Regions from separate parts of the Homo sapiens genome. Here region 2 is linked to region 1. Evidence: read pairs that join two places in POLR2A ChIA-PET (ENCODE). Cell type or tissue: GM12878. All regions are shown on one strand. Links, peaks and the distances in the headings refer to the core of each region. The heading gives the core; the rest is flanking DNA.

Region 1 (5,387 bases), core at 246-5,245:
AATTTTAATAAAACATTATGACCAAATCTGTCCAATCTCAATCAGCTTTGACCTCACAAAATAAGATTTCCATAAACCTTTTATAACCTTTTGTAATTTTCTATTAAAAATGATCAGTATTTTGAGAAAACCCTGTGGCAACATAGGGGCACAGACTGTGGCCTTACATCAGTGTGCTTTTGATATTAATGCTCAGTTTTTAGAAAAACATATAAATAATTTCTAATTTTAGACAACTTGAACACACACAAAATTTCTTTCCCAAGATTAATCTTCCACAAACCCTCTACAACGTGCTTAAAATGTTTTGCCACTACCTAAGCAAAAATTCTATGGATAAATACATAGGTATTTTCCTGATCAGAAGACAGCTATTTTCACTAAACCAACAATATTAAACTAGTCTTAAAGATTTACTCAAATCATGTGAACTAAAAGGCACTTGAGCTGGTTTTGAGACAGGATAGTTCCCTTGGTACCTTTGTGGGACTCACAAAGGGGCGGCTCGGTTAGGCAGCCCGCAGCACTCAAACCCCTTGTGGGAGGGTTAGCACGCAGGTGAGCTGGTGCAGGAGCCGGGGCAAGTGCCTTTGGGTGCCTGCAGGAACAAACACTGTACAGGCCCATGGCAGCGCCTAGGGGTTGCCTACGACCCCTGGAGCCCCAGAGGATGTGTGTTATGGTGTGGTCCTTTAGCTTTGTCATCCATGGATGGCTTAAGTGTTTAACAGCTCAATGGGGAGTTAGTGTGACAGCCTCTTCCCCCTCACCTCAGTTCTTGTCTGGCATCCAGGAGGAGTGAGGTCACACGAACAATTTGGAGGGTGGTGAATGCAGAGGATTTTATCGTGTGGTGGAAGTAGTTCTCAGCAGGAAGGGGAGCTGGAAGGGCAATATAGTGGGAAGATAATCTTCCCCTGGAGTTGGGCCATCTGTGGCAGAACTCTTCTATGAAATTCTGCTGTCAAGCCATCCCTCTGAAGTCAAGCTGCTTCTTTCTAATATCCAGCTGGTTCCTCTTTTCTCCTTCCCTGCCAGTGGAGCTTGGAGTTTTTATGGGTACAGGGTGGAGGGTGGGGCCGGCCAGGGTAGTTTTGGAAAAGGCAACATTTGGGTGGGAAAACAGGGATGTGAAGTTTTCATTTAGGGCATTGGTTTTGGGCTTGAGGGTGGAGCCCTCGCCGGGGAACCACCATCTTCTACCCAGTATTTCCCTGCCTCCTGTCTGTATGTAGTTTCTATTTTTCTGATAAAATATTTGATTTAACCACTTACATTTTCTTTAAGACAATTAATTGGAGGTTCTTCATATATGTTGCTAGTAAAATGTCACATACACATGCCACATTTAAACATATAGACATACAGGACACATAGAAGCAAATTTTGTATTAATAGCTTTATAAGGTTCTCCATTTGCCAGTTTGCAAATAGTTTCTTTCCTCTTTAGACTCTCAAGCCCTAAACAATTATTAGCTAGGCTATCCTAAATTTACAATCACAAAAACATGACTCTTAGGTGAAAATTTACCTCCCAAAGGCACAGAACTTAGATCTAAACACCTTTATTTACTGAGACAAAGAAGGGCATAGGTAAAGGCCCAGTCAAGATAAGATTACCAGCAAAAATATCTTAAACAAAAGTAAGGTTGGTTTTATAAACTTTAAGGCACTGTTTTTCCTGTCATAAAAGTTTCTAGTAGCTTAGGTGGAGCAAGGGAGATGCTCCTACAAATGGAGATTTCCGTTATATATGTATATTTATTTTACAAAGAGTTTCAAAATAGCCACCTAAATGCCAGAAAGTCATATTTTGGAGACCAATCTAGTCAGAAAGCTGGTATTTTCAACTTAGCTTATGTATTGATTAGATTACTAACCTCAGGGTTGAGCCCTTTAATGAATAGCAAAATGAAAGCATTTGCAGTTTTTGGGGACTAATGTTTACATATGTGAAAAACAGGCAGTGCACCTAGATATTTAAAATTGAACGATCCCACTTTTACATTGAATCCCGGGTCCCCCAGAAAAGAGAAATGCCACAAGACCGGGGTATGCAATGTTTCCACAATGCACCTCACTGCATACATTCCCTCAAGACTGGTAGGTGAGCAATGCCCATCAGCCCACTCTGTGATCAGACCACCCTCCCACAGGAGGAGTTTTATGCCTTGAGGGGAAGTGTTTCCTCCACCTTCAAGTGTTCAAACCTGTCTTTCTATCTAAACACCGGAAAAAATGAGTAGCCCCGTACATTTATAATCATTCACTGTAACTGATTTCAGCTGCTTCAGAAACCACAGTTTTTGCCAGTGACTTGTCAGCCATTGCACACACAAAATTCAAGTTGTATCTCATAGTACAGAGTAATCCCTGGTACCCTAAAAGCTAAAGAGGTCAGTTACTACTTCTAACAGCTCTTGCAAATCTTTATTATTAGACTCAGTTATGGAAGTACGATTGCCCATAATCATATTTCCTTTTTGAATGATAAAAAAGACCCAGTGAGAGGAATTTTGGTCACCCAAGAAGAATGTTTAGATTTGTCAATTGAACTGAGCTGTGAAATCTGACCAATTTTAAAGATTACAAATTTTTCACTTAAGCTGTAAGATTACACTTTTTCTTTTCAGAGAGAAACTATTTTTTCCCCGACCAAAATTTTAAATGAGATAAAAGATTGAAAAACTCTTTTTTTTTTTTTGAGACAGAGTCTCATTCTGTCACCCAGGCTACAGTGCAGTGGCACGATTTTGGCTGACTGCAACTTCTGCCTCCCAGGTTCAAGGGATCCTCTTGCCTCAGCCTCCCGAGTAGCTGAGATTACAGGCGCCCACCACCATGCCTAATTTTTGTATTTTAAATAGAGGCAGGGTTTCACCATGTTGGCCAGGCTGGTCCGAACTCCTGACCTCAAGTGATCCTCTTGCCTCAGCCTCCCAAAGTGCTGGGATCACAGGCGTGAGCCACCGTACATGGCTAAAAGATGGGAAAACTCTAAGAATTAATTCAAAATAACACTAGCTCAAAAAGAAAAAGTGAAAGTCACAAATCTGCAATCAGCAGAGACTCTAGAGAATAACAAATGGAACTCCTACCTTACAGTAGAGCTTCATTTCCAACCATGTTGTGGCAGGAATGTGTGCAGTTTCAAAAAGTGAATTGGTCTGAATGTTCAACCAAGAATGGAGCATTCAAATCTGAGGAGGGCTTACCCAGTTGACTGACCTCCGCTGACTCCAGTGAGGTCAGATGAATGAAAGTTATGCTCATATCAGGACTCCAGCTGTCAGCAAAGCAAGGGAGATCACTGAAAGTCTGTTTCAGGTCCCACCTGAGTCACCAAAATGTCAACCTTAAATAACATAAGTACAGAGATTATATGAGCTCAAAGCTTGAAGATGGCCACCCAGGAGCCTAGATTCATGTTGCCCTGAATATACAGTCCAATTAGCAATAGTTACAAGTGGGTCTTTAAAGGAAAAAAGAAGAGAAGTTGTTTATCAAGACTTTTCGTTAAGATAACATAAGCTATTAATTGGTTATTCATTGCTCTTTGTGTCACAAATGCTAGGAATATGAAGATAATGAGTGAGAAAGCTGGTCAGGAACAAAAATGCCTTAAACAATTGCCCCCAGTCATGGCTACTCAGGGGAGAGACAGCCATGACTGAAGCCCTGTACTTATGTCTCTCTGGGCCTGATAAATGTTGCATATCTCACATAGTTGACCTGCTCTGAGCTATTTTTCTTTTCTCAATAATATCTAGGAATGAAATATGGCTGTAGCTAGGAGATTGATTAAAAGTGGTAATGTATTCCAGAGTCATTAATGGTATGACTTTTCTACACCTATGCTTAATTTTCACTTTATCTCAGATTATTTATTTAAGTTTAATTTTCTGCCATTTCTTTATGAAAATTCCTTCTAGAAACATTGGTCTGGCTAAAAAAATATACTTAGATAATTATGCATCTATGTGAGTACATAGATGAGTGTCCCTACTGGGGATAATCAGGTAATCCAAGTGAAAGAAGTAGTTTCTAGATGGAGTATAAGGCAAACTTTATCTCTTACATGCTTCTTGAAACACACAGTCTTTGGGATAATTTTTTTACTCCTCTGCTGTTGATAGCTTTATGGTGTAGGCATCAAGATGCTGGCTGGAAGCAGAGTTTCACTCCAGATGATTCTACTGAAGAAAATTAAGGAGTATTTACCAAATATTTACAGAAGCAGTGTTAAGGGAACTGAGGTAAAGGCAAAGAGATGTTGATGTTCCCAGAGAGGAGCAACAGAGGGAAACGTTTACCACCCTGAGAGCTCAAGGAGCAACCACAAGGGTGTTTCCAGAGTTCATTGAGAGCCAGAGCCTCAGAGGAGGGCCTGCTTGGAAGGACTGTAGACAGGGAGAGATGCAACCCCTGCTAGACAGAAGTGCCAAAGCAGGGAGACAAAGAGGGAAAACCACTCAGATTTCTCTCTACTCTTGCCTTTTGAAGTTCTTTCTTTCAAGCTTCCATAGGCAGAACCCAATGGAAAACCAGTAAACAAAAGAACTAAGATTACACAGTCGATAGAAGGGTCACTTCCTTGGGGCATAGAGCAGGACAGAGAGGACATTTAGGAAAGGATGAGCAGAAATACACCACTCTCCCTGTATAAATTAAGTTAAATAATTTTTCTTTTCTCCTAACTATTAAAAATAAAGAATGCAAGTTCAGTGATAAACAGCACCTACTATTTTGCCTTAGGATTGGCAATTGATACAGCTTGGTAGGAATAATGGCAAAGTGGCTTCATTTAAAGAACAAAACTGCTCTTTTACTCTGTTCCATGGTTGCTGTGATGTCTTTTTTTCTGACACCAAATGTGTGGGTTTTTCTGACATCAAATACCTTATTTTTGCATATCGATTCTCTAATTCTCTGACATCAATTGGATGTCCTACAATTTAACTCAGTTTTGACACAAACTACCTGATCATCATGAGACTTCACAGGTGTAAGGGCTCAGTTCCACACCAGCTGCAAATGGAGTGCCCAGGTGTATTAGTCCATCCTCATACTTCTATGAAGAAATACCTGAGACTGAGTAATTTATAAAGAAAAAGAGGTTTCATGGACTCACAGATCCACATGGCTGGTGAGGCCTCACAATCATAGTGGAAGGCAAAGGGGGAGCAAAGGCTTGTCTTACATGGCAGTAGGCAAGAGAGTGTGTGCAGGGGAACTATCCTTTATAAAACCATCAGATCTCATCAGACTTACTCACTATCATGAGAACAGCACAGAAAAAAAACCCACCCCCATGATTCGATTACCTGCCACCAGGTCCCTCCCATGGCACATGAGAATTGTAGGAGCTACAATTCAAGATGAGATTT
Region 2 (5,387 bases), core at 89-5,088, 530 kb before region 1:
CACGCACACACACACACACACACACACACACACACACACACACACACACTTCTCTATGCAGACACAAATACATTAGCACTGAAGCATGGAAAACTTGAAGGCCAGGTGGAGGTGCTCATAAATATTCATCAGAATATCATATTGGTGTTTCCTGGTATTCTGTCCTCAAATATCATTGCAATGTTTCAGAACCAAGTATTTTTGCTGTTAGATTACAAATTATCTGAGGACGCAGAGAAATCTCTATGCAGTTTTAAAATTACAAGGTACATTCCATGATTTAGCAAAACAAATACAAAATCGTTTAAAAACACAGATGCTATTGATGGCTTGTACAAACAGCTGCCATAATATTATTGAACCATGAAAAAGAACATTTTGCTTTTCTATATTATAGAGTTGAAAATTTTTTGACCTAGAGTCATTGATGTAGTTTGCCTATTTTGTCCATATAAGGAGTCAGCAAACTTTTTTTTTTATAAAGGTCTAAATAATAAATATTTTAGACTTGTGGGTCATATAGTCTCTGCCACAACCACTCCATTTTGCAATTGTAGTGCAAAAAACATGGACAATACGTAAATAGATAGGTGTGTATTCCAATAAAACTTTATTTGCAAAAACAGGTGGCAGGCCAGATTTGGTCTGCAGGGTATATAGTTGTTTGCTAATCATTGTTTAACATAAAATTGGAAAATGAAAACATTCATTAGTAGTTCTTAAATTATAAGTAGTTATTTCCAATATGCAACAAAAAACAATATAGCTTGTTAAAATGTTTTGTCATGTTGTATTTAACCACCCAAAGAACCCTAAGTACCCTTGTGAGTTGTGGGCTTTTCCCTACATTCGTAAGCTGCTTGGCTCATTGGAATATTGTTGGAAAGAATGTAGTTTTTTAAAAAGAAAACTTGGGGCTTGGTGCAGTGGCTCACGCCTGTAATCCCAGCACTTTGGGAGGCCGAGGCGGGCAGATCACTTGAGGCCAGGAATTTGAGACCAGCCTGGCCAACATGGTAAAACCCCGTCTCTACCAAAAATACAAAAATTAGCCAGGCGTGGTGGCCCATGGCTGTATTCCCAGCCACTTGAGAGGCTGAGGCAGGGGAATCGCTTGAACCCATGAGGTGGTGGTTGCAGTGAGCCGAGATGGTGCCACTACACTCCAACCTGAGCGACATGGCAAACTCTGTCTCAGAAAAAAAAAAAAAAGCTTATAATAAAACAGGAAGGGTATTACTCCCAGATTAACTGAGGGCCATGGCATTTAGCTAAGACAAAATGTTTCATGCTGTATATACATTATTTAAATTTTTTAATATAAATAAATACATTAATTTCTACAATGCTTAGCTTGCTTTAACCTGGTCAAAATTAAGTATTTTCATATTATAAAATTACATTCTGTAAAACACTTCATTACTATTACTATTCATGCATTTTAGTGCTTTGAGAAGTAACTCTTGCCATTGCCTTAACAGTATTCTAAGGTCTAACCAATTAATATCAGTTCATCTTGACAAGAAGAACTTTACTAATTCCATAATGTCCCCCTTATCTATTTATGAATTATAATATAAATGTTTGGTTTTAGTTGATATTAGTTGTTCTTTTCATGCATCATTCATTCCTCTTTTCCTTTTTTGGACACTCATTCTTCTTCTATTTCAATATGTGATTTGGGGTAGAATTAATCCCAGTTTTTGTTCTCAAGGTGGTCATATCATCCAGGTCTGGCCAATAGAGCACTATACATAGGCACATCATGAAACCAAATCAATCAATTTCAATCAGAAGCGTTTTTAGGATTTTCCTTTGACCACCTGGCAAGGAGGCATTTCATTTTCCTTGTGGACAATTATGAAGTAGAATATTGTCCTGGAGACTTTGGGAGACATTTTGCCTCTTTGAGAGTTACGCTTGCCTGAGCATGGAGATGCTTCTGAAGGAAGCAGAGCTGAAAGATAGTAAGAGACCAGACCAAGATGACTGATTCAGCCTCTTCCTTTTTTTTTTTTCTTCGGGGATTTATTAATATGAGGAGAGTTTTATTGCAGTATCATGCAGTGGATAAATTAAAATGAAATCTTTCTGCCTTTAAAGTCCCCCTCACTTCCTCCCATTTCCTACTTTCAGCCACTCACAGCGCTGCTCAGCTCAGCTCTGCCCCTTCCCCTGGATGCAGTGCGACTTGCGCCCTGCCCCTTTCTCATTCTACCCTTTACTTCTATTCCAATCAGCATTTTACACAGCCCTGGACACAGCCTAGGGGCTCCATCCAAGGGGCACAGGAAGCAGTCAGGGAAGAAGAACGCCATCTTCCCTCTACACCTGTCCCTGTTGTGGCAGTCCTTCCGCGGAAGCTCCCTCCATGCCCAGAACCTCAAGGCTCCTGGAAGCTGGCACAGAGGTCCCCTCAGATGAAGCATTTTTATTTCTTTTTTTTTTAAACTTTAAGTTCTGGGTTACATGTGCAGAACCTGCAGGTTTGTTTCATAGGTATACACGTGCCATGATGGTTTGCTGCACCCATCAACCCGTCATCTAGGTTTTAAGCCCCGCATGCATTAGGTATTTGTCCTAATGCTCTCCCTCCCCTTTCCCCCAACACCCGACAGGCACCAGTGTGTGATGTTCCCCTCCCTGTGTCCATGTGTTCTCATTGTTCAACTCCCACTTATGAGTGAGAACGTGCGGTGTTCGGTTTTCTGTTCTTGTGTTAGTTTGTTGAGAATGATGGTTTCCAACTTCATACATGTCCCTGCAAAGGACATGAACTCATTCTTTTTATGGCTGCATAGTATTCCATGGTGTATATGTACCACATTTTCTTTATCCAGTCAATCATTGATGGACATTTCGGTTGGTTCCAAGTCTTTGCTATTGTAAATAGTTTCAGCCTCTTCTTAAAGCAGCAATCATAGGAGCTAATAGATTCCCCTTTTGCCAAACAAGTTTCAATCAGATGGCTTCTTACTAGCAATCTGTTCACTACTGTATCTGTTGGTCATTGTGATGAGCATCTCCCATAATATATTGATTTAATGTCACAGTAAATCTCTGAGGTAGACTTTTTAATTACTATTTTACAAATGAAGAAACCAAGGCTTAATATTATCATAGAACCTCAGTCTCTTCATTTATAAAATGAGTTGCTCAATAACATCCAGGATTCAAATTTAGGTCTTTCTGCCTTCAAAACTCCTAGCCTTTATGCTTCCCCCTCTCCCCCAAAATGGAAGGGGACATGTTAGCAACAACAAAGGTCCTTGTTTTTCCTTCCATCTTGTTCAGCCTCTGTCACTTACTGCTTTGCCGCTAGAAATGCATCTATTTTCTAGTGGGGGAACATGTCAGAAATATAAGGAAGTCAACAAGGGTTAAAGCAAATATAATCAATGGGATTGGATACTCCATAAGTTACTATACAAAATATATCTACATCTGTTTTATAGGTAACTCCATTAATGTGTCATTTTCTCATATGAAGAACTGCATTATTCTAATTTCTCATAATGCAACATAGCCTGGTAGATGAGAGCACATTTTCCTGAGTCGGCCTTCTTGGACTTAAATCTCAGCTCTGTTATTCACTACTCACGTGACATTGCAAAATTACATACCACCCTGTGTCGCAGTTTATTCATTTGATAATGGGAGATAGCATTAGTATCTGCCTCATAGAGTTTTGCAAATAAATATGTTTACATTTGCAAAATGGTTAGAACTGGATCTGGCGTTAAATAGTCCCCTCAGCCATTGTTGGTGATTATCACTACAATTATTGATACCTTTTGTATTGTCTGACACATTCTCTCAGAAATTTTTGGCCTGGGTTTTTGTTTCATTTTGTAGTACTAGAACTGGTTATAGTTTACCCTAGAACTACGACCATCTTTACCTAAGCCTTCTCATGCTTTAGTATGTGTGGCACAGGTTAGCATCAAAATCTTCCTATACAGAGCAAATGGATCCAGGCTGGCTGGCTTTCCCTCTCATTTCTCCTTCTCTCTCTTCTTCCCTCTTCTGTAGAGGCTGATAGAGTGAGAGTTGGGGATGGTATTTGTCAGAATCAGCTAGATATTACTATAGAAACAAAATATTCCTGACATTTTAGTGGTTTAATTTTAAGAAGATTTATTTATTGCTCTGCTCTCCTACTTTCCTGGAGAACTCTACTCCAAATAGTATCTCAGGCAATTAGACCATTAGAAATTCTACCATCTCATCATGTGGCATCAGTGTTCAGAGGAGCCACGGAGAAAACACTGGTGATTTATTTTCTTCTTTTAATTTTTCTGTATTTTCAAGATTAAACTTTTTTAAATGTTTAGAAATGAAAAAAAGTCTTATTTTAAAAATAAATTGGCCTCAATTACAGTAAACTGACTCAAACCAAAGAAAACCCCAAACAGGAAACCTCATAATATCTAAAGGAGAAAGGGAATTATTTAATGATATTTTAATTTAGAAGAAATGTTTTTCTTCTTTACAATAACTATAATGACTATAGTCCTTTTGTTTCATCATTGAGCACAAAATTCAAGAAATTTAGTAATAATTTAAAAATCATACAGTACTATAATATTGCAGCTAAAATCTTGAGTTTATTGCAAATTTAAATAAAATGTAGTGGTGATAAAAATTTTCCCAACACAAATAATATATGAATAGATGAAATAATTTTAGTGTGTGCTACCGGTAATATTCAAGTTTAGTAACTCATAAATGCTTGTGAATTTAGGAAATTTTTGAAAGTTGTTATTTTACTCCTCTAAAGCAGTAATAATGCTGGTAAATAATGAGGTATTTAGTGTTATTTTATTTTTAAGAATGCGATGTGGCCATTAGAAATTATTTTTAATTCAGAAACAATCCCTTCCCTCATTGTTTTCATTAAGTACTTCCCAGCTTGTAGAAGAATATACTGTCCTTTTTCTTACACTCAAATAGCTACCATTAATTTTAGTAAGAGTTTCTAGTCTAAGAATGGAAGATGAATTAGAAAACAGCTATGAAGAATGAATAAACTCTCAATCTTTTCCCCAGAAGAATATTAATTGCACTTCTTAACAGATCTTTTATTAATTTTGTATCATTCTAAGAATGCCAAAGAAATAAGGTTGTTGAATTTCTCCTTTCTGTCTCTTTAACAATGATGGAGATGTAACTATTGACTAATATTTTTTACTTCAAGTTCAGATGTTGAGGATATTTTCCCTTTCTTTCCTTCTTTAATTTTCAATGTTTTATCGCTATTCGTATCTTTAGTTAATCCAATATATCTTGGTCAAAATGAGAAAAAATGGCAGTTCTCAATTCTCCCTTTGCTTTCTGCTTCTAGGGGCAACTACTTGGAAATGATCCAGTAATTTCCTGGAGAATTC

Evidence for each region. Peaks named below come from ENCODE experiments on the same cell type or tissue, not always from the same donor. Only the 100,000 strongest peaks of a DNase experiment are listed, where the experiment ranks them.
Region 2: POLR2A ChIA-PET joins it to region 1 with 5 read pairs; 2 of 35 experiments call an interaction of 5 or more read pairs at or near these places.

What each region holds. Positions count from the first base shown.
Region 1 is chr3:29,751,272-29,756,658 of GRCh38, forward strand. All of the region lies in intron 5 of RBMS3 (RNA binding motif single stranded interacting protein 3), which reads left to right. Among named protein-coding and RNA genes, the nearest start is that of RBMS3-AS2, 110 kb to the left of the region's middle. In GM12878, for the core only: no CTCF peak of the experiment used is centred there; a DNase peak (open chromatin) is centred at 3,263.
Region 2 is chr3:29,218,832-29,224,218 of GRCh38, forward strand. No RefSeq gene overlaps it. Among named protein-coding and RNA genes, the nearest start is that of RBMS3-AS3, 59 kb to the right of the region's middle. In GM12878, for the core only: no CTCF peak of the experiment used is centred there; no DNase peak of the experiment used is centred there.